Regions from separate parts of the Mus musculus genome. Here all the other regions are linked to region 6. A link is a loop called in an ENCODE intact Hi-C map of the cell type or tissue named here. Cell type or tissue: left cerebral cortex. All regions are shown on one strand.

Evidence for each region. Hi-C counts contacts between places; a loop is a spot of excess contacts. Peaks named below come from ENCODE experiments on the same cell type or tissue, not always from the same donor. Only the 100,000 strongest peaks of a DNase experiment are listed, where the experiment ranks them.
Region 1: it touches region 6 in a loop (6-fold over the local background); 18 of 42 quality-filtered maps call a loop at or near these places.
Region 2: it touches region 6 in a loop (3-fold over the local background); 5 of 42 quality-filtered maps call a loop at or near these places.
Region 3: a loop joins it to region 6, with 9 times the contacts of the local background. A loop is called at or near these places in 11 of 42 quality-filtered maps.
Region 4: a loop joins it to region 6, with 5 times the contacts of the local background. A loop is called at or near these places in 22 of 42 quality-filtered maps.
Region 5: a loop joins it to region 6, with 3 times the contacts of the local background. A loop is called at or near these places in 10 of 42 quality-filtered maps.
Region 7: a loop joins it to region 6, with 3 times the contacts of the local background. A loop is called at or near these places in 7 of 42 quality-filtered maps.

What each region holds. Positions count from the first base shown.
Region 1 is chr4:9,095,122-9,099,121 of GRCm38, reverse strand. No RefSeq gene overlaps it. Among named protein-coding and RNA genes, the nearest start is that of Gm50597, 24 kb to the left of the region's middle. In left cerebral cortex, a CTCF peak has its summit at 1,864 (motif pointing right); DNase peaks (open chromatin) are centred at 1,879 and 3,303; H3K4me3 peaks cover 189 bases.
Region 2 is chr4:8,379,244-8,383,243 of GRCm38, reverse strand. The region is part of intron 1 of Gm42252 (a long non-coding RNA gene); the gene reads left to right. Among named protein-coding and RNA genes, the nearest start is that of Gm42252, 38 kb to the left of the region's middle. In left cerebral cortex, a CTCF peak has its summit at 2,388 (motif pointing left); DNase peaks (open chromatin) are centred at 1,371 and 2,379.
Region 3 is chr4:8,908,223-8,912,222 of GRCm38, reverse strand. It overlaps Gm46842 (a long non-coding RNA gene), which reads left to right and starts at 1,361. Exons shown (of 3, transcript XR_001784228.2): 1 at 1,361-1,650; 2 at 2,091-2,228. In left cerebral cortex, no CTCF peak of the experiment used is centred here; DNase peaks (open chromatin) are centred at 560, 919, 1,258, 1,667 and 1 more place; H3K4me3 peaks cover 1,119 bases; H3K27ac peaks cover 1,228 bases.
Region 4 is chr4:8,687,771-8,691,770 of GRCm38, reverse strand. It overlaps Chd7 (chromodomain helicase DNA binding protein 7), which reads right to left and starts at 1,365. Exons shown (of 38, transcript NM_001277149.1): 1 at 996-1,365. In left cerebral cortex, a CTCF peak has its summit at 1,723; DNase peaks (open chromatin) are centred at 687 and 1,476; H3K4me3 peaks cover 1,927 bases; H3K27ac peaks cover 1,162 bases.
Region 5 is chr4:8,863,721-8,867,720 of GRCm38, reverse strand. Chd7 (chromodomain helicase DNA binding protein 7) reads right to left here. Exons shown (of 38, transcript NM_001277149.1): 36 at 3,672-3,812; 37 at 3,416-3,520; 38 at 1-1,983. The coding sequence ends at 1,066. Among named protein-coding and RNA genes, the nearest start is that of Gm46842, 45 kb to the left of the region's middle. In left cerebral cortex, a CTCF peak has its summit at 1,729; DNase peaks (open chromatin) are centred at 1,481 and 1,778; H3K27ac peaks cover 1,099 bases.
Region 6 is chr4:9,025,823-9,029,822 of GRCm38, reverse strand. No RefSeq gene overlaps it. Among named protein-coding and RNA genes, the nearest start is that of Gm34428, 19 kb to the right of the region's middle. In left cerebral cortex, a CTCF peak has its summit at 1,870 (motif pointing right); DNase peaks (open chromatin) are centred at 1,083, 1,860, 2,260, 2,793 and 1 more place; H3K4me3 peaks cover 1,402 bases; H3K27ac peaks cover 548 bases.
Region 7 is chr4:8,607,011-8,611,010 of GRCm38, reverse strand. It overlaps Rab2a (RAB2A, member RAS oncogene family), which reads right to left. Exons shown (of 8, transcript NM_021518.3): 8 at 3,309-4,000. Among named protein-coding and RNA genes, the nearest start is that of Gm42253, 36 kb to the left of the region's middle. In left cerebral cortex, a CTCF peak has its summit at 1,845; no DNase peak of the experiment used is centred here.

The sequences.
Region 1 (4,000 bases), 69 kb before region 6:
AGCGCACAACCAGGTAGAGCTGGTTCCCAGGTCTGAGGGTGACTATTTCTGTGATGGGGCAAGGAAGGTTCTGAGAAGCAGACTGGGGGTGGAACATGAGTGGGCTCTGTTGTCTACCTAACTCTGATTCATGTAACATTAGGACAGTTACTGACACCTTCTGTGCCTCTATGTCCCCGTCTGGAAAATGGGTTAATCGCCTCACCTCGCAGGGGTGTTGCAAGGTTTAATGAGGTAATGATGTTTGAGCTCTTTGAGCTTCAGATGAAAGTGATAGCCCAGAACAAAGCTTGCTGGTGATTATGCATAATTAAAGCTCTGTAGGAAGGTTGGTTTGAGTTACCCCCAAAGCCATCACAAGAGAACCCAGGCTTAGAATAGACCCAATGTGCAAGCCCCTGGGAGTTTTCACCCCATTGTGTGATTCTACTAAACTAACTGTCATGTTTCATGTCCCATGAGCAGAGCCCCCCAAGACAGTGTGGGGCAACTTATATTACCACTGTCACCCTGAGCCGATGCCTACTGCCCTGACCCTTGAGATATGTTAATCAAATGGCAATGGATGCTCACGCACGCACCCAGTGAATTCCTTTACGTTTCTGTACAATTTTAAAGGCATCAAGCAGAACCACTTCCATCGGTCTGGTCCCCCATGTGATTGTGAAACCCTACATTTCATTTAGAAAAGGAAAACCTCTTAAACTACAGAGTGTAAAAGAAAATATCGGTTGTGCAAATTAGCATCAGAAGGACATAAATGACCCCAGGTTAGTCTCCACCCAACGCAGTTTAATCAAAAACAGAAGAGGGGATTGAATTCAGTGACGCAGATGAGGGCTTCCCAAACAAGATGGACAGAACACCAAAACCAAACAAAAACAAAACAAAACAAAACAAAAACAAACAAACAAACAAAAAACCCAAAAGAGATACACGGCCCTGCCTGCGCCACACTCGGCCAGACAGAGAGCTCTTTCTTCCCTGGCAGAAAGCAGCCTGTGTTCGTGCCACTCTACAGACATGCACAAGACACAGGTCCCGGAGTTTCTCCATAGTGTAACAGCCGCAGCCTGTGTCACCAGGCTAGCGCCAGAGAGGGAAAGTCTTGGGTTGTGGTGCGCCTAACATGCCCACCTCCCTCGGTGTGCTTCTACCTGATGACCCAATACATAGCTTTTTTTCGGTAGCTTAGGAGCACTTCGTCTGTGTAAATGGAGGAGCCTCTGTGAGGAGGCAAAGGAAGCAGCAACCTGGATGGCCAATCTGAGAACCACAGTCAACCTCAGAGACGAGCAGCACTGTGCTTTGAAGGCGCGCAGGGGCTGGGAGTCGGGGATTAGCTTTAAGCCAATAGAAAGGCCTTCTCTTTTTGTTGTTTGCATTGGGACAGGCTTTCCTTGTGTGACTAGGATGGCTTGAAACTGGAATTTCTCCCAAGACAAGCCCACTTCTAACAGCACTAGCCGGCGAGGAAATGGACTGTTCACCAGCTTCCCAGGCGTCTGTGTGGGGTTTGAACTGTCGGCCTTTTACAGGGAGAAACACTGCGGACTCATATTCTGCTGTGAGGAGGAGATAATACCAAAGACTCATGTAGACCTTCACATCATCGCTTCAGAAGCTGCATGTGAGGCAACTCCTCTCCGGGCTCCTCTTCCAAGTGTCTATCTCTCCTTGGACACTCATCTTGGGAGAATTTAAACGATCGTTATAAAGAATAATTTCCCTAGAGGATACAAAAACTTCCACTTTGTATTCCGATCTGAGTCACGGGGAGAACAGTCCAAAGGAAAACACAGCAGAGACTGGGCTCCTGAAGTCCGGAGAATACCAACTGCAGGCGTGGTGCTATACCGACTCTGTCCTCTAGGTGGCAGCATTTAGTTATAGCTGCGCGTCCACGTCTCCTTTCAATGGCGCCTGGAGGACGACTGGGTTGAGTGAGTTTGACTTGGTCCGCTTCAATTTTCAAACTATGGAGCATAATCAATGAAGATTTTAATATCATTAAATGAATGCCTCTGCTGGGGAAAAATAGTTGGAATTCAGCTCTGCCTGACAAAGAGGAAGCAGCCTATTGATCACACTCAAGGTCATAGCTGGCTCAGAATTGCCAGCCTATCACGTTCCCTTACCTCCTCGGATATGCAATCTTTTTCCCCTTCTGCCTTGAAAGCTACGTTAAAGCAACATAGGCTGGTTATGACTGTTCTGTTTTTCATTTCCAGGTAGTTTTTAAAGATTTAAAGATGGACAAGGCCGCTAACTGTATCCAGTAAAAAATTTTAAAAAGTTATGTACTGTGTTTACAGCTAAAAATCAGGGCACGATGCTAATACTGCATATTATTATAGACTAGGAAAAAGACTTACAAAAAAAATCCTCATAGGCCAAGTATGCCTATAGAGGCCAAGCAATCAGGTCTCTGTGCAGGGGAGCCACTATAATTTATTGATAGGAAGCCTCGTTGTAGATGAACATCCAATTGCCACTTGATTCTGTCCTTAAGAAAGCAGTCTATGAAGTTGTGAAAGATCCTCTAGGGCAGACATTCCCAACCAGTAGATCAGGGTCAACCAGCCAGGCACCTAGCTTACCTGGAGCACAGTCAAGTCAGGGCTGCCCACACCCTCTCTGGATCAGCAGGTTTCTAGCCTGTGCTTCCAGTTAGGAAGAGAAAGTGCAGTCTCTGGACTGGCCTCTCACCAGGGCCATCCACACTGTGCTGGCCCAGGGCTGAGACCTGATGATGTCCCTTTGGGAATTGTTCTACTTCTCTGATGAGGGTGCTGGTCACTGCCCTGGGGTCAGAAACCCGCACTCATTGGGGAGTTTCCAAATCTTATTGTTTGTTTGGCTTCCTGAAACCTTCCTTCTGTGTCTAAAAACCAAAATCTGTTTTGCATAGGTACTAGTACTGTTGTTGTTGTTGTTGTTGTTGTTGTTGTTGTTGTTGTTGTTTTCTTTAATTAAGAAAAGGAAAGAGTAAGCTTTAAAAACTCCATAGCTCACCTGAAAAATAACAAGAGTAGTCAAGAGCACATGAAGGAGTTCTGAAAGGGACCAACGTCAGAGCTTGTCAGTAAATACAAACAAGGCCAGCAGGAGAAACCTTCAACAGGAGCGGAGCGCTCTCAATATACAAGCTAAGGCTTACTCGAATTACCGACAGTAGTTAAGAACAGCAATGGGGCTTGCATAGTTGGGCTTCCCCACTTCAGTGCAGCTTCAGGAGACTCTCCTATTTGTTTGCTCAGCTGCCATGACAAAGTACTACAGCTGGTAGCTTACATAAGAGACATTTCTGAACTCACAATTCTGGATGCCTGAATCAAGATCCAGCTGTCGCAAGAGCTGGTTTTGTTTTGTATGTTGTTTTTGATTTTTGTAAGAGCTCACTCCTTGGCTCGCAGACAGATCTCTCTGTCTCCTTGCATTTTTTTAGTCTTCCTGCTGTGCGTGTCTGTGTCCTAATCTTTTCCTGTAAGGACAGGTGTCCATGTACAATTCTCCCATATGGCTTCATTTTGGCATCAAGGATCATGTCTTCCAATACAGCCGGTCTGATGTGAAAGCATCAGCACATAATGCTGATGAGGGATGTAACTCAGCATGCATATTACACAACCTCTTTACACAATGCTGTGTGTGTGTGTGTGTGTGTGTGTGTGTGTGTGTGTGTGTGTGTGCACTCGTGCAAGCGTATGTCTGTGCACTCACACACACACAAACATGTGAACAAACATATATGATGTTATATATGTTTGCATCTACACATATGTATGTGAACAAACATAATATACATAAACTTATCAAAAATTATTTTAATGCACATATTCCTGTGTACAACTGAAGGAGACTACACAAAGTCTTTGTCACCCTTACCAACAAGGTAATAGCTACAGGGACATACCTGTAGATCAGAGCCACTCTAGTATGGCAGGGATGGGGCTGGTGAGGGGACAAGAAGAGGGATTTAAACCAGCATGCCCAGCCC
Region 2 (4,000 bases), 650 kb after region 6:
GGGGTAAAGGGAAGGAAGGGCCTTCCTCTTCCCCACCTGTCTCCTGTGGCATCTCCAAGGCAGAAGCAGCTATTTCTTCAGTGCAATATTAATTACCGTACCCCACAATGGCTCTACCTGTGACTAGTGACATTGGATTTGGGGCTCTTTCAGGCCACCACCTTCCTTTGTTTTTGCAGCAGCTAATACCTGTGAGACTTACCTGCTTAGAGCTCCTGTTCTCCACGGAACTAATCTCTTGTCTTTGATTCTGCCTTTTGCAAAGCCCTAGGGTGGTTGCGCCATTTCTCGATTTTATGGTGTGTGTGTGTGATATTATCTTTATAACCACTCTTGTCAGGAGGGAATATCACCTGCACTTTTGGGTGGAGATTTTGTGGAGGACCAATGGTGTGTCCAAGCTCACCCAGTTCACAGCCAGAGGTTCCAGGACTCAACTCTAGCAGTCTTGTTGACTTCCCACCTCCAGGTGGCAGAGAGCATGCTAGCCCCCAGGGTTTAAGAATTTCTACATACAGTGAGGTACTCACATCTTCTCAGGGCCAGCCAAGAAAACAGAGTTCAGAGGCACCAGTTTGTCAAAGGGCAGATCTGGGATTCAAACTCAGCTCCGAGCCTCTCCTCCTCCTCTTGGGGCTAATTCTTCTGTGTAATGTCTTCATTTTTGGAGACATGATGTACCGTGCTGTTTTAATACATGTTCCCAGATCCTGCCTCTAGAAATGTCCATTCAGTTCATTTAGGACAGGGGTGGGGAATATGGCTTTTGCCCAGTTGTCCTTGATTCTGGGGTCTCCCGTTCTGCCTGCAGCACCCCATGTGGCACCTGTTTGCCTTTCCATTCCAGGCTCTGTTTTCATCTGTGCCCTGAGGGGCTGGAATAATCTGCAAGGTCATTCCACGTCTTTGTACACGCTCATTCTTGTGACTGCAGGATACAAGGCTGATGTCCTGCATCCTGGGCACCGGAGCTGCTACTAAACCCTGAGGGTAGCTGCCTTCATGCCTGCTCCTCAGGAATTCCCATAGAGTGTGGGACTCCACAGGGGCCCTCTGGCTTGAGGGTGAAGGAAAGCCCTGTTTGTTGGTTTGAAGTAGTTGGCAAACTGGCATTTTAAAAAGGAAATAGACTGTGGGGTAGAGGGTTTAATTCAGGGAAATATTTGGAGGACTCAGTGTTTGTTCTGAGAGGTCATCAAATAGGTTTTGTTCCCACACTCTCTGGAAAGATGACGCTTCATTAACATGGCAGCATGAGGTGTAGTGGAAACGGCAGAATTGGGAACTCTGAAAAGACACATTCACTAGATTCCACTTAAAATGTAAAAAGGAGTGGAAAGAAAACCAATGGACATTTTCTTGAGGCAGCTGAGCGATACAAAACACAGGCATCTTTGTCTCCTCCTTGAAGACTTCCACAATGCCTTCTCCTTTCTTCCTTTTGACTAATCTCTACTTCTGAGAGGTGTTGAGTTTCGGCCAAACTTTCCGCTTCGTTCGCATCAAAGACTGCCCTCTTGTGAATAGCCAGCTCTCACCTACCCCTCGCCTTACTCACTCCTGACCAGCGGACGCAGGTCAGTCCCCCATAATAATTAGCTCACAGGCAGAGTTTCCAGGCTGCTCCAGGAGCATCAATCACAGGGATGAATGCAAGCCGGTGTGTGGGAACCGCAGGGGCAGCCAGGAGCTGAGTGAGCACTGCTGCCCCAGGCTCAGTCCCAAGCCACACTCCTTTGCTCCATTCACCCTACAGCTTGACAGAACAAATCACACGGGTACCTGATAAACTAGGAGGCTACCTGTCCCACAGAGAGTGAGGCTGGCTAAGTTCTCTGTGACTCCATACTTCTGGGTTCCAGGCTACAAAGCAAGTACCAGCGAGGCCTCAGCTACTTTGTCTCATTTGCTGATCTCTCGAATGTCCTTCTCTTCTAGTCATGAAGTTTTGGAGAGAGAAGTCCTAACAAAAGGTGCAACATGTTAGCTTGCATTCTTTTGAGCTTCCTAAGGTTTAATCTCCCCTTTGCTGTCTCCTGACCAAGGCTGGGGTCCTGATGGCTCCCTGACCCCATGTTGTGCAGTCATGTCTCTCTGCCTTCTGCCCCTGCAAAAACACCCGGGACTTTGGAACTTGAATTCAGATCTTGTCATGAGTGCTACTTCTCTCTGCACTGTTATCTGGGGTGACTCCCCACACCAATAAGAATTCAGATAGGATTCAGCCAGAAAGTTGGAATTCAGCACCGTATAGAAAGGTCACGAATTTGCTACCGGGGGCTTCTGGGTAGGGACTCTTGAGTACTTTCAGATTCTGATATGTCTTCAGTAGAGAGTCACTTTGGACCTGTACAAGACCCAGTGCAGGATCAGGTCTATGCTGCCCCCTGGTGCTCATTTGTTTTCCTACATCTAATTTATTCTATATTTACAGTCTTACATTCAGGACAGATATCTAAAACTACAAGAATCAGGAGGGAAAGATCCAGTGCAGTAAAGTCATAGATCTCTATAGTCTCTAGGGACCTAAGACAAATGTTTTTACCATGAGACACACCCCATTTTATCTGGAAACCAGCATAAATATGTGAGGAAGAGTACAAATAACAGATCCAATAACTTTAAGTTGTTTTTGACAGTAAATGATTAAAAGTGTTTCTGTTTAATATGTCTTAACTTTTAATCAGGATTTATTTTATATTCCAGTAAACTTTACTTTTTATGTAGATCAGAGGGGGAAATAATGCAACATTTTCAGGCACATGTATGCACATGCATGTGTACATATATGTATATAGCTTTGTGTGTGTGTATGTGTGTGTGAACAGATGAGTGCATCCATGCATGAACATGTAGAGGCCAGAGGATGACATTAATGTCTTCTATTTTTCTTCTTTAGTCTCTTAAGACTGAGTGTCTCATGGAACCTAGAGCTTGCTGGGTTTGAGCAAGCCATAAGGCACTTCTCCCAGCTGGCACTTGCGTTACAGGTGCCTGAGATGCTCAGGGCTTTTTATGTGGGTGCTGGAAGATCCAGACCGAAGTCTTCATGCATGTGGACTCTTGTCCACTGAGAATCCTTTCAGCTCTGGTATATCTTAAATTTGTATTTCCTTGCATGAAAACCAAAATAGAAGCCTGAAGTCTCTTCAAGTCAATTTGAACTTTAGGTCAGAGGCCTCTGGCTTTCAAGTCAGAAGTGAAGCGTGAGACAGGGTGGTCTGGGAGAGGCCACAGATCTTTATGTGTGAGTTATGGCTCTCCCAACCCTCTGTCAGTACACTGGAACACTTTGTCTGCTGGGCACACTATGTCAGACATTTTTAATATGTTCTTGGAATGCTGCTCTCTATGAGGCCTGAAGGCAAGAGTCCATGTTTGGAGTAAACAAAATATGAGAATCATATCAGCTGTTAAGAGGATGGATCTTTCCAAGTAGCTCAGACACATTGGCTGAGTGTTGAAGACAGCAATGATGCCAGCACATCATGCATTCATATCTTGTATGGCTGAGTCTGAGAGTTACAGGGAAGATGGCCATGCTGGGTACATCTTGAAGATGGTCATGCTGAATGCTAAACCGACATGATGATCACGCTGAGCTATCTGGGTAGGGAAGCCATAGCTGGCTGGCCAAATCCAAGAAGTTTATGGAAACTTTGTCTAGATGGTAATACCGGTGGACGAGTTTCCGGGAAGGCTGATGGAGAGAGAGGGGCTGGCTGCACTGGGAATTAGTCACTGGATACCTGTGAGTAGCAGGTTTCCAAGGAATGTTCACTCCTAGAATTGAAGACTCATTTGTATGGTGTCTTTATTTTCTCTCTCCTTTTCTGTTTATGGGATGAACTGTCCATCCTCATCCCTGGTTCACAGGTTGTAGTTCTAGCCCTGAGTCGCCTGAATTTGTGGCTGTATTTAGAGAGGTCTTTAAGCTGGTAATTAAATGAAAATGAGACTATTACAATAGGCCCTAAACCTGTGTAGCAGATGTCCTTGT
Region 3 (4,000 bases), 120 kb after region 6:
CTATTTATTAAAAAGGAGCATAAAGATGACTAGCCGTAGTGGTGGGAGGGTCTAAAGGACGTTCAGGGTTTGTTTTGCTCTGAATCATCTGGGGACAGTCCACTATACACGGCCTGAGCCACCTGCCCCCTTACCCGTGTTCCCTTAACCCTACTCACCCACGCCTCCATTAAAATCCCACTTTCTTCTTATATCATTAATTCAACACAGTAACTGCTCTCTCTGTCTTGGAAGGGGAAAGAGCCTCCTCCAAAAGAAGCAACAAATGGGAAGGAAACAGACAAAGCTTGTGAAATCCCAAACCCTGTTGGTAGAACGACATCATAAATTATGGATCCCTCGAGCCGCCTCCGGCCTGTCACTGCTTGGTCTGTCTCCATGGACGTGCCGGGCGCGGGCGACACTGTTGTCCTGGAGCACTGGTCTCTGAACCTCAGATCTCTCCCCACCCCCACCTCCTCCTCCGGCCTTTCCCTGGCGCCCCGCGGGGCAGCCCGGCCTGGGGCCGCGGGGACAGAGCCGTGCTCAGCCCCGAGGGACGCACCAGCTGCAGGGACGACGCCCCCCAGCCGGCCGAGCACAGGCTCTCCTTTGTTCCCGGGGACTCCCGCGGGGACACCCGGAGCTGGCCTGGGCGCTCAGGTCCCAGCGGGGCCAGGCCGAGTGGAGGACGGGAGGACGCCCAGATCGGGCGGGCAGGGAGGGTGAAGGAGGCTGCGCTGCCTTGGCGGCCTTCATGGGCGGCGTGGCGGGGGCCCGGGGGGCAGCCTGCGACATCTGTGCGAGAAGGGGAGAGAGAACGCGGTGGGGGCGGAGGGGGGGGGTCGTTACAATCAGGACGCCCATCTGGCCCGGCTTTGCTCCGGTGCCAGAAGCCAAGAGGCAGAAGTCAAGGTTAAACGCTGCGGCGGGGCTGCGGCCCCCTTCGCCCGGCCCGACTCCCTGCAGGAGCCCCGCGCCGGCTTCGCCGCCCCACCTTGCCCTTTGTCTTTGCTGGAGCAGATGTGCGGTGACCCCTGCTAGCATCGGTGCTGTCAGGATTAAAGAAGCCTCCACCCCGTTTAGCAACTGCAACTCTCGTCCCCCGACCCTCGCCAACCCACCTCTTGGGGGGTGGGGGTGGTTGTTTGTTTGTTTTTGTTTTTTGAATTTTGGCAGTAAGTCAAAAGCAGCCATCATAAAGGTGCAGAAAGCCCTCGGCTCACATTTAAATTTGTGTGCCAAGTTGGCTGCTTGTTAGACCCTTTTAGCGGCGGAACCATCACCACAGACACAATGAATTGTGAGATTAAAGTTTAAAAAAAAAAAGAAAGAAAGAAAGAAAGAAAACCCTTATCCTGCAGATGTCTGCTGAAGGCTGTTCCACCGAGGAGTGTGAAAGGTCTTTGTGTGCATGTATGAGTGTGTCTGTAAAGCCAACAGCCGCACATTTGTTCTCTGGTCATTAGTCCTTAATATCCCTTTTTAAAAAAAAAAAATAATGATGATGATGATGAAAGTTATCACACTCAAACCTAAGCAACCTCTTTGACAAGCTCTAGTTGCAGAAATGAATGGAAGAAATGGAAGAGTTGGGATTTCTCATGAGGCGGAGAAAGGAGAACTCCAGATCAAGTCGAACTGTGTGTGACTCAGGGGCCCGGAGAAAATGTGGGTAGAGGAAACGTGGGGTGGGGGGTGGGGGGCAGCTTCCTGGATTTCTGATGCAGGAAGAAACCACCGATGAGAGGGAGGGCAGATAGGGGAAGGGCGAGGAAGGGGGCTGAGAAGGAGAAAGAGAGGCCAGGGACTCCGGGCAGGGCCTCCTGGAGGGGAGGAGGGAGGGCGGGTAGGTGGATAGAAAGCTGGGCTTTCTTTGTTTTGTTTGTGTGGGCAGGGCTGGGCCATGAATCCACCTCGTCTGCACTGTGAGGTCAGCTGCCCAGCGAGGTAACAGCTGGCACCTGTGTGCGAAATGCAGCGTGCATTAGCAGCATCATTACTTAGCATTAGAGCATTACAAAGATAATTAGAGAAGCAGAGGACAGCGGGAATTGAAACCGCAGCCCCCTTGGCTTCTCAAACGCACAGGTTACAACTGTAATTTCAAGGATTTACAGGGCCACCTTGCACAGCGCAGCTAGGCTGTGACTTGAAGAGGACTCCAAGGAGACTGTAACTGTGGCCAGTGTGGGACAGGACTCCTGCCCAGGCCTCAGCTTGGCTCAGAAGTCAAATTAAGGTCACAGGTAATAGGTCAAAGTTCTTTGCACTATTTTCTAATATCCAAACTAATTCTACCTAGAGCACAATAATTTCTGTTTTTAAAGTGTATTTGGTATCCGATGGTGGCCTGAACAGACAGCAGTTGGTAAGCTAATACCTGCCTGACTACATAGAGGATGTTCGGCTCAGTCCTTCCAACAGCCTTCACAGGTCACATAGGAGCACTGGCGCCAGAGGGCTGAGAAGGTGCACCAGTTTCTTGGCATTTTCTTCCACTTTTTTTAAATGTTTTTGTTTGTTTGTTTTTCCAGTCCCAGAGGTGAACCCAGGGTGGGAGCTGGGGTTCTGCCCCTTAGCCACATCCTGGCGCCTGGAGGATAAGAGAATTTCACCAAGCACTCAATTCTAACAGAAAAGCAAGGGGAACTGAGTTGGGTTTTCTGTAGCCTGAGAATTCTGTGTCTGCTGGCTTTCCAGGCACACATTCTCTCTACATGCATGTTCATTGCAGTCAAAAGTGCCAGTCAAGATTGATGGGGGCAACTTGGAAAGAAAGAGATAGATAGCTCCAGAGTCAGGATGGCTCCTTTTATCAGAACAACTGAAGGACCACTGTCTCCTGGAGTGGAGGCTGCGCTCACTCCTGGATCAGGGGCATCAGGGGCTTATGGGGCAGGAAAGGAAGGGATGAGGGGTTCATATGCAGACCAGAGTGGTAGATATCAACAGAGCCAGCCTCCTGGATCCCTGACATCAAGGAAGTCGACTTTCCTGTCTAGAGCTTTTCCGTCCACCTGAGGCTTTTGGCGATTAACCTTCAAAAGTAAATTTCAAAAAAGCAAGTATCATGGTTTCTGGAAAGTATTTCTTCAAAAGGTGCTTTCATTAGGATGAGTATACTAATTTAATGGTGAAAAAAAATCACAACTTTGATCTGTTAAAACTTTGTATGAAGACAATAATAAGCTTTAAAAGTAAGAAATTCAAATTAGGTTTAGATTTGAGTACTACCTAAGTCAGTAAACTCCCTCCCCTCCCCCTTCTGACAGCCCTCCCCTCCCCCTTCTGACAGCCCTCCCCTCCCCCTTCTGACAGCCCTCCCCTCCCCCTTCTGACAGCGCAGTAACTGAGACCACAGGTGACATTTAACTCCTGGTGTACATGCTGGATTTTCTTAACGCAATCAGGTTATAATGTGTTATTGTTAATTACCACTAAAACTTACTAACACCACTGGGCAAGTGTGTGTGTCACATGCTTTGGAAATGTTAAGCAGTCCTGGTCTGCTTCAGCCATTATGATGCAAGCCCTGGCTCCTACCCCTTCTCTTTGCAGAGAAGCCGGGGAAGCCTTGTCCAAAATCAGTGAGGTGAAGTCTTGTCTGTGATGAAAGCCTTCTGGTGGCTTCTCAGCATCCTTGGAAGACTTCTGCAACCTCCTTGATTTATAACCTAGCAGTACCTGGGTACTGCACCTATACCATCACTCCACGGGTCATCTCTCTAAGGGTGTGTTATCCACACAGTTTTGCTCATCCTTCAAAGACAGCCAACCTCAGGGTTGAGGCATAGTCCTTCTCCTATAATACCATTTTTCCATCCTTTACTTTAAATGTCTCTATTTCCTTCAAACCCTGTTCTCGTCTTTCAAGGCACTCTCCATTTTCTGTAAACACAGTTTATTTTTCTTGCAGACTTGTCACTAGAAGGGCAGTCTGGGGACATCTCCAGTGTTGCTCTCGCTGTGGGCTCAGTACCTAACGTTCTGAGGGCATGCAGTGTTTGTTGCATTAATA
Region 4 (4,000 bases), 340 kb after region 6:
CGGACCCCCGACAGGCTGGGGGGAGGGGAGCGGGGACGCGAGTTGGGATCGCGGATTAAAGTCGCTATTATGCCGCCGCTGGCGGCCCGGCCAGCTCGGCAAGGTGGGGTCCCCCGGTCGCCCGCCCGCACTCGCCCCAGCCCGGCTCCCTTTCTTCTCGTCCTCGCGCACTTGGGAGCTGCCGGGGAGCCCCAGGAACCCCTAGCTGCGGGCTCGGAACTCTGCGACCGCCGCCGCCACCGGCTGGGCTCGGGACGCCCCCCGCGCCGCGTGTTCGCGCCACCCCCGCCCCCGCCCCACGCGGCGCCCCGCGCACTTTCCCTGCCGCCGACCCACCTCGCCCGTGGCCGTCCCCGCACGGGCTAGCGCCGCCGCGCCCGCAGGGACGCACTTTGTTCGCGCCGGTGCGGCCGCCGCTCCCGGCGAGCGCGGCGTGGTCGGGCCGGAGCGGGGGGCGGGGGCGAGGCGGGGGGCGCCGCCGTCCCCGAGCCCCGCGCTCAGCGCCCCGCGCCCGCGCGCCCGCCGCCGCTCGCGCCGGAGTTGGAACCCAACTTTTTCCTCCTTCCCTTTTCTCTCGAACGCAGCCGGCAACTCGTGCTCGGTGCCGGCGGGAGGAAACGCGCTCGCGCTCCCCAGAGCGCAGACACGCTCCCTCCTGTCCCCGTCCCCCCCGACGCCGGCAGCACAACAAAAAGCCATTTACATGCGAGGAAGTGACCCTCGGCCGCCCCGCGCGCCCCCGCCGCCGCCGGCCCCGCGGACGCAGGCAAAAGTTGGGGCGCGGGGCGGCGCTCGGGCCGCGGGTTCGGGCCCCGGCGGCAGCAACGCAGGCGACCGGGCGGGCGGCGCTACGCTCCTGCCGACCGCGGCCCCCGCGCACCTCTCCCCGCGCCCCGCACACGCCCAACTCCCCTCTCGCAACTCCGCGCGGCCGCGGCCCGGCACGGTTTCCTGCCGCCGCCCCTCCCGGGGGCGCCGGGGAAGTCTGCGCTCACCGGCTCGCTCCTTCGCTCGGGCTAGTCAGCCGCCGCGCGCCGTGGGGAACAAAACGCAGAGCGGCTCCGGAGTTGGCTCGGCGGCCGCGGCCGGGGGCTGATCCACGGACGCGGAGTTGGCCGCGCGCGGACGGGGCTCTGGCGAGTTGCGGGGTCTCCGGGTCCCCGGGCCGCCTCCTCCGCGGCGCTCCTTTGTGTAATTCCACTCGATTCAAGTTTAATCCGATAGTTCCCGAGCACGAGCGCGTCCGCACCACCACGGCTCAACCCCCGCGCCGCCGCCGCCACCGCTGCCGCCGCCGCCGCCGCCGCCGCCGCGGCCCCAGCACGCCAGCGCCTGCGCGCGCCCTGCACGCCGCGCGCACGAGCCTCCCGGGCCGCGCGCGCCCGCGGCCGGCTCTCTCCGCGGCGCGCCCGCGCCCGCGCGCCGCCACCTGACGTCAGGCGCGCCTGGCATAATTTATGCAAGAATTCGGCCGGGGTGGCGGAGGCCGCGGAGAGGCCGAGAGAAGGGGGCGGCGCGGCGCGGGCGGCCGCCCCTTCCCGTCCCGCCGGGCGCCGGCGCAGCGGGCGGGTGTCGGTCCCGGTGCGCGGCCGCCGCAGCCTCTCGGGCCGCCTGCTGCCAGCGCTCTCGCGCGGGTGCAGAGGGTGCCACGTTTCCGCGCAGCACCTTCCCGGAGCCGCGGTGCGCCGCCCTGGGGCAGGAAGCGGAGGCCCGGAGCCCGTAGTGACCCCCCGCCACCGCGAGGGGTGGCCAGCCCGGTGCGGACCGAGGAGGCTAGGGGTGTTTGGGTGTCTCTTCTGTAATTATCCTTCAACTTGAGATGATTTTCCCACACGAAATACCTAGGATGGACGCCTTTCCTTTCAAATAGATCCATCCCTGCCTCACCACTTGGCTTTAACTGACGTCCTCGGTGATAGGACAGCGGGATCTGCCACTAAATCAAAAAGTTTTAACTAGAGAGCATTGATTTTAGTTGAATTTGTTAGCATGCCAAAAAACGAAGGGATAGCGCAATGGTTATGAAACAAAGAAATAGGATGTGTGCCCATTTTTAAACGTGTCAGAACTGGAGTGTTTTCATCATTCCTTCGCCAATGTGGCACTAAATATCATCTTCCAGCTTTGAATAGCCGACCTTCTTGCCCATTTCTCTTTCCGGTACAAGATGAATATTAACCTTGAAGACATTTTTTAAATTAGTTTCCCTCTTGTGTAATAGATATTTAAACATTTACTAAGCATCTTTTGTGTGTGAAACACGGAGCAGATTTATAAACGGTCAACAATTGTAAACTCCAGTATGGTTTTATTAGGCTAAAGACTGCACTCACTTATAAATAAGGAAGGAGGTTATACAGCCAGCTATGACAGCTGTGTAAGTGCTATTGAACTCAAAAATCGTAGAGAAAAGGCAAAGCATGCTAATCTGGCCCACTGATGGTTGTACTACTACTGAGCTTAGAATCACACAGTTTTATATGGACAAATGACTTGCCAAAACTGCTTCATTTATACTGCAGCTTAATCAGTTAGACATCTATCTCCTAATAGAAATAGTTTTACTCTTTTTTTTAAAAAATTTTTTTACAATTGTTGCTTATTTAAGTGCATTGATTCTGGTTTTCTTTCGCCATAAGTTGGATTTCTAAAAGAAACATAGTCATCAAATAGTTTACAGATAATCAGAAGAAAACATTAACACTACAGGGAAAAAAATGTGACATTGAAAATCTACTTTTTTATAGCTCCAGTATCATAAACCAAAAATCACAAATCTAATGTAAGTCTTCCACTTATAATAAGTTTATATCCCTCAAAGTAAAACTATCATAGATACTTGGGGGGGAATCTCACTTGTCAGACTCGCATCTATTTCAAGACAACTTACAAGCTAAATAATATGACCTCTACATTTAATGAAAGTATAACGTTTAGGCTCCAAGTGACTATGTGGAGGTCTCCTGTTGTGTCCTTGTGTATTTCACTAGGACGTTGGGACACTAACTTTTGTAATGTGCCAAAGATAAACACAGTCAGTGTGGGACATATCAGCCACATCTCCCCTCCCTGACTTAATATCCTCCTTATCCGGGAAGTCCGGGTTAGAAGTCCAGGCTTTCAGAGGTTCTGCTGGTGCAGAACTCCAAGGGCCTTGAAAACCCGAAGACCCTCAGGCGCAGACCTAGGCAGCTTTGTACCGGCTAAGCCTCAGCTCCCACCCACCCCCCACTACCCTAAGCCTGGAACACTCTTCTCTCCGTTTGCTTCTTTCTTGAAGTTTTCCCAAAGAGAATCATTTGAATTCACAAGCTTTAGCTTTAAGTATGCAAATACCTCAGGGCCAGATAAGGGTCACTCACAGCCAAATGTAAACTCCTGCGGAAGAGTTGCTTTTCTTCCCAGCACCCAGCTGAAGCTACCCCATTGACAGATTTTTACATTCTTTTCACATTGGATTGTAAGAGGTTCCAGGCTTGGTTCTAGGCGCTTGGCGTGAAGCTAACAAGGTTCCACCCTTTGCCGTCTAGTTGATTGGTAGTTGAGATTCAGTGAACAGAAAGAACAATGGGAGGTCTACATCCTCGAAGAATTAGGGCTTGCTTGTCCAAGCTGCTCATGCCCTGAGGGCAGCAGAAAGGTGTTATCGACCTAGGAGGTAGGGCTCTAACAGATGGAGTGGGAACCCATTGATTGCAGTTAGGAAACACAAACACATGACCTGTGGCTAACAGAAAAGGGAAAGCCACTTCCAAGAACTCAGAGAGATGGAACTCACCAGAGTAAGGCTAAGCTCTGCTTAGACAAAAGTTTGACTGTATTGGGGGAAAATAACCGGAGTGAACACTTTATGACAGAGAGTCATTTGCATAAACAGAATAACGGAGACGCACTCAAACTTCTAGAACATCTACTAAAACTTAAGCCCTATCAGTCTCTCAAATATTTTAAAATCTAAACTGTTTTTTTTTTTAAATTTTTCTCGTTCCGGATGGTTGTG
Region 5 (4,000 bases), 160 kb after region 6:
ACGAATTAAAAAAAAAAAAAAAAGTGGACACCAGCTCCCCTGTACACTGCATTCTATAACTACATCTCTGCATATCATGGGTCACTTTTATTAAAAGCATCATTACTACAGTTGGCAGAAATTTACATTTTATCTTACATGATAGCAGTTTTCAGAGAAAAAAAAAATCAAAGGACATCACAACAAAGAAAAACATTTACAAAGTCCTGTCTGTAAACTTCAAGGCTAGTTCAGAGCTGAGGTAATGCTGTTTTAGCTTTGTGGCTAAAGTAACAAAGTCCTTTAATTTAAAAAAAAAAAAAAGGTACCTGATTCTCACTTCTCTCAATCTTCTATTTACTCTTCTATTTATTTAGTTTTTACCAGTGCATCACAAGACCACAAGCCAATGGAACTGCAGTTGTCTGGCAAGAACCCTCCCAGAAGGTTAGTTTTCCAAAGGGACCCTTCACATTCAACAGCTGCCTGATTATTGCTGAGCCTCGGGACAGAGGCGTTCACACTAACGTGGAGATTGTCAGAGTGTATGGATGTGTGTATGCAAATGTGGGAACCCCCATAAAGTCAGAAAGGGAGACGAATGAACAAGGGATGATATGTATGGTAAATTTCATCTTGACCTTCACAGCAAAAAAAATTAAAATTAAAAAATTAAATATATAACTTCATACGTCCTCTGAGTAGCACTTCCTTCCACTAGTGCCGCTCTGTTACAGATTGCTCTTTATTATAATACCAGTGGTACCCAAAGAAAAAAGCAGAGCATTATGTAAGTTTCCTTAAAAAGACATGATCACCTCTCAAATTTCATCCTTCCTAGGGATAATAAATAATGCACTGCACAATACTTATGACCAAGATACCTTCGGACACACCTGCATAACATGACTTGGACTTTTTTCCTTTTTTTTTTCTTTCTTTTCTTTTTTTTTTCTCTTCTTTTTTTGCTACACTATGTTACAGAACAGCTTATAAAACTAGGTATGAACATTAACTGTGAGTGTAAACAGTAGGACTACCACCTGTCAACAGTTTTCAACACTTTCAGTGGAACTGCTGCTGCTGTTACTCGTCGTTTCCGGTGTTTTCTATCTCATCCCCGCCTTCGAGGGAGTCCAGCTCTTCACCCTGTGCAACCTCGTCTTCCAAGATGGAGGACTCTACAGTCTTGTCCAGGTTCTCCTCGGCATCGCTGCCCTCCAGGGTCTCTCCGTCTTTACAGGGCCCTCCCTCGGCCTTGTCAGCAGCCTTTTCTTCGCTGGTACCCACGGCGTTTTGGAGTCCCGCCAGTGCTGGGAAGCCAGGCAGTGTCAATCCCCCCAGTCCTGGAGGTAGAAACATGGATGGGTAGAAGAGGCCTGGGGCCATGGTGGACAGGAGGAAAGGGTTGAAGGCCAGCGGGTTGGAGGGTAACGCAGCCGGGGCAGTAGCAGCACCAACAGATCCGTTCGCGGAGTCAGCAGCCGAAACGGTGTCTGTGCTTTTCTCAGAGTCTCGGTTCTCGTCTTCATTGTCGTTTCCTTTCTCTTCCGCTTTGGAAGTGCCATCCTCTGGCTCTCCTTGACTTGAAGCAGTAGTGGTGTTTCCAGTAGCAGCTGAGAGAGGGTTGTTCAGCAGCCCGCCCAAGCCGAACACGTTGGGCAGGCCCGCCATCCCTGGCAGCATCAGGGGCAGCACTGCGGCGGGGCTCTTCGCATCGCCTCCGGCGGTGGCAGCTGTGGCCAGTCCTGGAGGGAAGCCCATGAGCCCTGCCAGCTGGAGGGACTGGAGGTTCTGGAGATTCTGAAGGCTTGTCAGGTCCATCCCAGCAAACAGGCTGTTCACCAACAGAGGGTTGATCCCTGAAGTAGAGGCGACAGCAGCAGCCGCCGCGGCTGCTCGGGCGATCTCGCTCTTGGGCCTCCGTCCTCTCCTGCTGGCTCCTTCTCCCCGCACCACAGGTCCAGTGAGGAGACGGTCAAACATTGACTCGGGAACAAAACCCTGGACGACAGGGAAAGCAGACAACAGCTGTAGAGGCCGGGTCAGAGTACTTACTGCCAACGTGGGCCTTTTGGAGCTCCACACCAACATTCTAACTATGCAAGCAATTGCTTCCATTCTAAAAGCTTAAAGTAAGAACTTGGGAAAGCACAGGTCCTGGTTTTTTTTGTTTTGTTTTGTTTCTTTTTTTTAACCATTATTTTCGCTTGCTGAATTGTGCTGAGTTGCAGAAAAAGCTGTTCAAGGTTACTCCACCACTGAAGTAAATGCCAAGGTAGCTGTATTCATAATTAACTTAAGGATCAACACTCCAGACAGTGGCTGATTGACTGGTGTAATCAGTACGTGATGTGCACGTGTACAACATAAGCATCAAGTGCAAATGACCTTTCATTTGTCAATTAATTGCCAAATAAATATGCCAATTTTAAAAGGTTTTGTATGAAAAAAATGATAAAACAGTATCACAAAAGAGTTGCATAGACTATAAGACATTCTAGATATTTCAAATATAGCTAAGAATAAGAAAAATTTGTTAACAATGTAGAAAAATTGAGTAAGTTAAACTCACATGTGTAACACCCCCACCCCCACCCCCACCCCATGAGAAGCTACACGCTAAAACCTGCATGTAAACATTTATAGTTGTTTCACTAATAAATTCACAAATGTGAAAAACCCCAGAGGTCTTTCCATGGGTGAGGGAATGACACATGGTAGCTGAGCATGGACTAGCACGCTGTACAGCAAGGAGCAGCAGACCCCTGATAATACTCCATTCTGGGACTGGAGAACACTCAGTGAAAGCCACAGTCTCAGGTTACAGAGTTCCCACTTCCATTTTACCCAGTTTCGAAAGACACACCATTAGGAATGGAGACTAGATAGTAGCAGTCAGAGCTACAAAGGTGGAATCATATATACAAGGACCTCAGATAGGTGATTAGGAAGGTACCACTTCACAAAACTGGGTCCTAACACATGGCTAGAGGCAATTTTATTGTATTATTTAAACAAAACCAGTAAGCATGCCACTAATTTGTCTTGAAAGAAACTAATAATGATAAAATTTTATGCAGAATTGCTATGTCTATTTTAAAACTGGCTATCACAGCTAATAATCTTAACGTTCCCATCCAGCACAAGTTCCATCTTGAAGACACTGTGAGACCGGTTTCCCTGGAGTAAGTCCACCTCTAAGAGGGTTGGGAGTAGGTGTTCTCACACGGTATTTTTAAATCAGAACTGACAATCAGCTCATTCCCAATTAATGATGTGTGTGTAAAATACAACACACTGAAATAATGTAAGAAAATGATGCTTTATGACAACTCTGTAAGCTGGGATTAAGTCACAACTGAATAATTACTAGCCAATGGGACACTGAGCACCTAGGCACACAGTTTTATGTGCATCTCTTTTGTGTACTTACAGACTGCTTGACTATATCGGTCCAGTCTGGAGCGACAGCAAACTCAGGGTTCTCCTCCAGCCACCTGGGCAGGTCCTTCATTGGAGGGGCCATGGCTCCACCCATCTGGGAATATGCATCCGGTGAACAACTGAACATCATGGACGTTTCCCTCCCCACTCCCCTCAGCTCCCTTTTTCGGTGTCCGCAGGAACACACACAGGTTCTAGAAGAAGTGTGATTTGCCATCCTTGCCCATCCCTTCCCCAGCATTTACCTTCTTCCCATTTCGTTTGTTAACAACAGGAACCCTTTCTTCTCCTGTCAAAGTGTTAATATCCAATTTATTAGGATTTCGACATCTATGTCGTTTCTGTTTCGGTTTCTGAAACGAGGAAAACAGCACGTCTGTGTTCTTCTGCAAAAGAAAAGGACGTATTTAATGAGGCTGTACTTGGTACTGGCCCCTTCCTATAAACGCCTAAGGATAGGCACATGCGCTGTTAAATTTTAACAATCATTTGCATTTCGCAGAAACTGAACTTTTCTGAGAAAGTATCTCCCAGCACTGACTGGTCTACCCAACAGGCACTCTCTGAGAAGATA
Region 6 (4,000 bases):
AACCAACTTCCCACATTCTAGGATTGCTTGCAGACATGTGTTATCATGCCAGTTTGTATTGTATTATTTGTTTGTTTCTTTCTTGAGAGAGGAAGGGGTCTCATTCCATAGCTCAGGTGGACTTTAAACTCATAGCCAACCTCCTGCCTCAGCTTCCCAATATCTGGGTTTATAGGCATAAGCCGCCACACTCAGCCTTAATCTGATTTTCTTAAATATTTCCCTTTGTGTGATTTCTGTTCTCTATTAAATGTTATTTATTTAATGTGTAAGTCTGAGTCAAGCCCTCTCTTGTGTGGGGGTGTGGTGTGGGGGTGTGGTGTGGTGTGGGGGTGGGGGTGATGTGGGGGTGTGGTGTGGGGGTGGGGGTGATGTGGGGGTGTGGTGTGGTGTGGGGGTAGGGGTGATGTGGGGGTGTGGTGTGGGGGTGTGGGAAGTGCTTGAGTATTGCCGTGCAGGTGTGGAAGGTCAGAGAACAGCTTTGGGGAGTCTGTTTTTTCTTTCCACCATGTGGTACTCTGGAATCAAGCGCAGGGTCTTGGGCTTGGGCATAAGTGCCTTTGCCTGCTAAGCAGCCTCTCCAGCCCTGTTGCTGTTGCCGATACTGAGTTTTGTCTTTTGCTCGAAAGAATAAAACAGCCTTCAAAATCTCCAGAGATCCGTAACTTAACATGTACAGAATTATAAATTGTCTGACAACTTTTCCTGACATTTCTTTTCTGTGCAGACATGGAAAGTGTGTGCCTAGGAAAGAAGAAAGCAGGGGGATATGACGAGGAAAGGGATTTAATTTTAAGAAGAGAGAAGAGACTTCCACTTGAAGATGACAAAGAACGCACTGGCCACACAGGGGCAAGATGAAGTGGGAGTTTTTTAGAAGATATCACATCTTCTCTTTTGCTCTTTTGCAAGAGCTCACGATGGAGTGGAGTTAATCTTCATCGTTCTCCCGAGAAAGCACAAAATGAACCATCTTAAACTCAGGGAAAAAAAAAAAGCCCCCAACACCATCTGTTGCTCCGCTGAAGCGTTGTAGTGGGGGAGGGGACAAGCCAGTTGTTAAATGGGAAAGCAATCAGGCGCTCAGCTCCCCACACTGCCTTCTGCCTAGAAGCCAGGAAAGAGGTCCAACGAGAGGGTAGAGGATTCCTTTCCTGGGTGCCTGGATTATTAGCCATTGTACGTGGGTGGGTGCACTGGATTACAAACCAGGGTACGTGGGGAAAGACGTAGGTGGCACTTAACCGAAACGAGATAAGTCAAACCAAGGCGCCAAGGGCTGCTTAGGAAAGGATTTCCCTCCTTCAACCCCGATCAGTATCATCTGATGGTTGTTTACTTGTTAAACTATCGTTAGATTGAACATAAGTGTAAAAATAGTCTTAAAAACAAGGCGCAGCTCTCCATTATCCCAACAACACATGGCTTTGACTGTTTCAGAAAGGGAAATAAAATATTTAAAACAGGTTTTTATCTGGGCTGTGCGTCTAAACGTGCAACGGCCCCTTGGAACGGAGCCCTGGTGGAGCAGAGAAAAGCCGTGGGTTGTGGAGGGACGGCTGGCTTCCCGGTGATGTGGGACAAATGGCAGGTCAGTCACATCTAGTCGTTGATGGGGAATGAGAGCAGGCGTCCACTGACAGAAAACAAGCCTCCAGCCTCCACAGTCAGAGTCTCTCCGGGCTGTCCCCGTGCTTCAGGGTGACCCACAATAACAAAGCCCACGGGAGCAGTTTACTCAATAGCTTCGAGCATTGTCCTAACCGTGAATCTTTGCAGAGACTGAGACTTGGCCACCCTGGCAGTCGCGGCGACTCCCCCAACTCCGCAGCCCAGGGTTGGGCTGATACCTCGCGGCCGTGGTACTAGACGCTGCCGGAAGATGGCGCACGAAGATACCGACTCAATCGAGGGTGCCGAGAGCTACTGTGGACTGGGCGGCCGAAGAGGGATTTTGATTCATTAAAAAACATAAATTGTACTTGATGAACAACAATAATAATAATAAACTGACTACTGGATTCCACAGAGATGAATTTTTAAATCCCTGAAATCAAGTTATTTAAATTATTTAATTTAATTTGCTAAATTTCAGTAACTGCTATGTAATGGTGCATGCCGGGCGTTTAGGTTTTATAGCGTCTAAATGCTTCTCTTTACGGTGATTGCTGCAGTTGCACGGTCACCAGAGAACTCTGTCCCCATCTCCAAGCTGTGTAAACAAATTGAGGCGAGAGTAATTACACACTGAGAGGAAGGCAAGAAGAAGCCATGGAAGCCAGAGAGAGCCCCAGCGACAAAATAACACCTTAAAAGGGCTCAAAGATCAATGCTGGTGACTTTACTAAAATCATCCAGGGGGGCCAAACCTAAACTAAACAGTGCCTGGTGGTTCTTATAGCAGGATCTTCCTCTCAGGAAAATAAAATCTATAGTCACATTGATATTACACCTTAAACTGTTTAAGTTCGTGAATGTACATTTTAACTAGCTTCCCAGCTAGAAAATTTGTGCCCAGAAAAATCTAGAAACTTTGTTCCTCCTATGAGCAAGGAATGATTTCGGCAGCCAAATATAAGTCTTTTCATTAAAGGAACCCTCACATTCTCCTTTGTGAAGTTCCAACGTGCACGCCATATTTGCACGAACAGCTATGTCTAATTTGCACAAACAGGAAGTTGCACACGAATATATTATCTTAAATCTGTGTGTGTGCGCGCGCGAGCACATGCACACGTGTGTGCATATGGGGGTATACATGCTGTCTGCACACTACGCTTCTCCATTGTTTTCGGCATAACTGATTTTGGCACCAGCTCGTTAGCACTTTGGAAGGGCCTTCATTAGCACTGGGACAGTAGCCAAAAGGAATCCAGAAAAATCAACACATGGCTGCTCCTGTTCTCACGATAAACGACAGCTTTCCTGGAAAACAACAACATTCGAGAAGCAAAACAAAAACCCACAGCAACAAGAGCGCAACAACATGAACACAGGAAGTCAGACATCACCAACTAGGAGTTTTTTAATTTTTAAATTTATTTACTTATTCAGATTTTTTTTTTTTTTTACAATTCTGGGTACTCTCACCCAATTAAAGATATAAATAACAAAAGTACATTAGGAACCCAAGGGGAAGAAACTAGGCTTTGTAGTGGGGGGAGATGCTGGGAAACAGCCTGGCATTTGCGGCCACACCAACCCCCAAACCAAAAGTGGTCCACGGAAACTTCCATGCCTAATCCACGGTTCTTTGGAACCTGAGTTCTGACAAGAGCCCTTCTGGGAAAACAGAATTCCCCTCTTTGTGTGAATATCTCATCTCGAAACCGGTAGTAGGAAGTTGGGTTGCTCAGGTACTTTGATAGTATTCTGGGAAAACGGTGATATCTAAACTGGTCAAAACTGGTAGCAAACCATATAGCTTGTTAGCCTAATACAGGTCCTCACACTCATGCCGTAGCCAAAGCAGTAGCCAAATCATACAGGACGGTTCCTCAAAGGGTTAACTCTTTGCAAGTCAGCTGTCAAAAGGAAGCATGCTGGTCTTTTAAGACTCCATGGAGGCTTTGCCCTAGACTGCCCTTCCCACTGGGTCTCAAGAGAAGGCACCGGGCTTGGCCCCTCCTCCTTAGCCCTTTGCCCTCTCTGCCCTGGGTTTCTGTTAGAGTTTCTCAATTGTTTGCACTGAACTTTCTTGAAATTTCTCAAGGAAAGGGGAGAGAGGAACGAGAAGGCAGTGAAATAAAGGTAGAAAAAGTCCGGAGCATGCATTAGTCACGTGATCCAGAACAAGCCATGAATACACAAGGGCCAAGGGAAAGCAGTGTCTACCTGGAAGCCCTCAGTGTGGCACTCACTCAAGGTGGTACTCACTCAGGGTGGCACTCACTCACTTAGGGTGATACTGAGGGTGGCACTCACTCAGGGTGGTACTCACTCAGGGTGGTACTCACTCACTTAGGGTGGTACTCAGGGTGGCACTCACTCACTTAGGGCG
Region 7 (4,000 bases), 420 kb after region 6:
GACAGTGTAAGGGTGCAGAGCAGGAGTTGCCTCTCTGTTTACTAATCCATTTGTTTGCATCATTGTAAGCTCACAGGCATTCCTTTCCAGTTTACAATCCATCCCCAGCATTAGCTTCTTGATGGTCAGAAGCAGCAGAGACCACTCCTCCATCCTTGGGCATGCCCCTCCCATCATGTGTCAAACACTTCCTAATTTGTCCTTGACAAATAAGATATTCCAGGTGTATTTAAAAAATTTCTCTGCCCAATACAGAAATCACATTTTTTTTTTTAAAAAAATATATACTTTGTTTTGTTTCTTGAGACAGGATTTCTCCATGTAGCCCTGGCTGTCCTAGAACTCTGTGGACCAGGCTGGATCACAGACACCCGCCTGCCTCTGCCTCCGAAGTGCTGGGAGGCAGCCAGATGTATATTTTTAATGAGTTCTATGGGAGGATGGCATTTAGAAGTCAGCATCTGGACAGGTGTGCTACTGGCATCTGTTTCTGGGGCATCTTGGTGGACAAAGATGGGAAATACATAATGTGCATGTTTGTGGTATGTGCTCACTCAGTATCTATATAACAAAACTGATGTATTTGAACAGGAAACTGCAAAAGCCTTCTACCTTCTTCACACTGAAACCATGGGCACAATTGTGCCCCGAGTATTTGCCACTCTTTCTGAGAAATCACTACCTATAATGTTGATCAACTCACGTGAAGAAAAGGCAGCTCTAGACTTGGCAGCCCATAACCCTCTGTAAAGTGTTACTTACCACCGGTCTCCGCAACCTGGCATGTTGGGCTTACTTCCCTATGCTTTCAGTGTCCTAATTAATGCTCTCTTGAAAAGTAGCTAGGCTCATAACATACGGTTTCCCCTTTGCATTCCTGGTGTTAAAGTTGGTTTTAGTTATGTTTGAGGTATAAGAAATATTTGGAGTCTACACTATAGAAAAATGTGAACTGAGATTAGAGCTATTTCTTCTCATCTCCTTTGCCTAGTTCCCAACTCTGACTCGAATCCATTCTGTAAGGAACCATCCTCCACTTTATTGATCATTTTTGCACAGAGGTGTGGGCACATCTGTATTTCCTTGGATTGCCTTACTATAAGGATGGCTTCTCGCTTAACTATACATGCCCGAAGTCACACTGGTTCCTTGAGATCAAGTGCTCCAGCTGTGTGGGGTTGCACTGAGAGACTGCATCTTGCTCATTACCTTATAGGTAATTTCCACTATTCGCAGCTCCTCCCAGTGCCACAGGGTAGCCTTGTGCATGTGCTCTTCTGTATTGCTAACACCAACAAGGCTGGTCTCAGAAGAGATCTGGACAGCTAAGACAACAGCAAGAGAAGGTAGCTTTATTACATCGCCATGGTTATCTCCAGAATGTCGGAATTTGTCCAGTTTCATGGGAGAAACTGGCAACTTGACTTCCCTTGAAATTTTTAGGACAAGTTGTGGGAATTAATTCTCTCCTTCTACCATGTGCCACCCAGGAATTGAACTTAAAGTGGCAGGTTTGGTGGTTGGCACCTTTACAAGATGAATCATTTTACTGGTTTTCCACAAGATTTTTAAAAAATAAACAAATAATCATGTGTACATAAGGTATTCAATGTTAGTAGGGTAAAAATGTTGGGGAAGCAAATCAACACATCTATTATTTATCTTAAAAACTCTTGGGCCTCAGGGATGAAACTTGGGCCTCACATTTGGTGGGCATGTCTATACAACTGAGTTACATTCCTAGGTTCCATCTTTGCATTTAATTAAAAAAAAGATTTGTATGAGTGTTTTGTTGGCATGTATTTTTTTTTAATTATTTATTAAAGTATACAGTGTCCTGCCTGCATGCATGCCTGCAGCCAGAGGGAGGCATCAGATCCCATCACAGATGGTTGTGAGCCACCATGTTGGCTCCTGTTGGACTCAGACAGGACCTCTGAAGGAGCAGCCAGTGCTCTTTACCTCTGCGACACCTTTCCAGCCCTGTTGGCATGTATTTTATGTGCACCAACACATGCTAATGGAGGCCAAAAGAGAGACTCAGATTCCCTAGAAATGAAGTTATAATGGCTGTTAGGAGCCATATGGGTGCTGGAAATTGAACCCAGGTCCTTTGCAGAGCCATAAATGCTCTTAACTGGTGAGCAATCTCTCCTAACTAGTTTACTTTTTAAAAAATAACCTTAATTTCCTTTATGAATTATCTTTTAACTGCTCTCATTTTTCTATCAAATTTTTGGTCCTTTGCCCTTTAATATTTAAGAGCCATACTCATGACTACAAAGCTAATGAATACTAAACTGTATGCTGGCATTTCAAATAGTGTCCTATCCTAATTTCAAATGAGTGAGTAATGTTATCTACTAGACGGCAACAGCAGGCGCCATGCTGGCCTCTATTAATACCAAATCACATGGGAACTGTGTTCATCTGTGTTCATCTGTGTTCATCCCATGTGGTACGGTTTATTCTACTACCCGTTTTAACTTTTAAAACTCTTATGTGAGAGATGATGGTGAGCTCATGTAACCCGCAGTCCCTGTGTAGAGAGCAGGAGATAATTTGGCGGGGAGTGTGTTCTTTCCTTCCACCTGTGGAGGCAGTGCCACTGTGTACTATATGCTAGATAGCCTATAAACTCCCAGGTAATTCTCTGGGTCTGGACACACAGCAAGTACCTAGACTACGAGACAGGGTTTTTCTGTGTAGCCCTGGCTGTCCTGGAACTCACTCTGTAGACCAGGCTGGCCTCGAACTCAGAAATCCGCCTGCATCTGCCTCCCGAGTGCTGGGATTAAAGGTGTGCGCCACCACCGCCCGGCGCTGATCCTACTTTTGTGTCAACTGGTTATTTTAGAATATCCTTAAAGACAAACTGAAAACTCAGTTGAGTGTGGTTACACACAGCTGTATCTTTAGGTAGCTGGGAGGCAGACTATGAGTTCATAGCCAGACTGAGATACATAGTGTGAGGTTTCGAACAACACGATGGAAACACAACAGGTTCAGTTCCCATGCACCAGTTGGCTGTCTAGACTGCGTATCTACCGAATGTTACTCCTTCATCCACTGTGTCTTAAAGTTAGAAGACAAATGACAACAGGGTCTTCACTGAAGGCTGCATGCTGACCACTGGAGTTGTATTTGTTTCCATGACTGGTTGTTATTAAAATATGACCACATATGATACAAAAATTGATGCAAGATCCATAAAAGGCAGCCATTACAGTACGATTCACCGGGGTACTGGTGCTGCGTCTCCTCTGACAGGACAGTGAATGTGCTCATCATGAGAAGGACACTTTTGTACATAGGAGTTTATTTTGCACTGCTATAACAACTTCATTCTAGACCAAGGGAGAAAAACGAGAGGATAAAACCACCACAGTGAGTAAACAACTAAAACTTTTCTACTTTGAACAGGATTTTCCATCTGGTAGATTTATTTTCATATCCCCCTCAAAACAGACAGTAAGCTTACCATATTTTAAAGATTATAGATAGGTTGCCACTGAAAGAAAAAAATTTTACACAGTCACTGTACATCAAGGTTGACAAACTGCCCTGCAAGAAAATATACTTAGAAACTGTGTGAAGAAAAGGGACCATTATTGTGTCTAAGGGAAGAGTAAGTGGCATGGCGTGCCTTCTCCGAGTGGGCCTTGCTCTTGGGAGTTGTGTAGTGTTGGAGTTTCTGTTTCTGCCCGTCCCACTCATTACACTGTGTTTTACCCAACAGCACTCATTAAGGCAAACAAATCCTTTTGTGAAGCGGTCTCAAGAACTTGTGGACAAATAGCTTTTGGCATTAAAACAGGTTAACACACACACAGCCTTTAGTAATACACAGGAAGCGTAGTTTTCTTGGACTAGTGACAAGAAAAGATGAACATGCTCGTTAACGATGTCAAAAAGTTGAAAAGTCAGTGTCCAAGCAATTCCTAACAATGCTTCTGTAGCTTCAAGCTCCGAACAGTGGTAGAATTTATGCAAATGCATT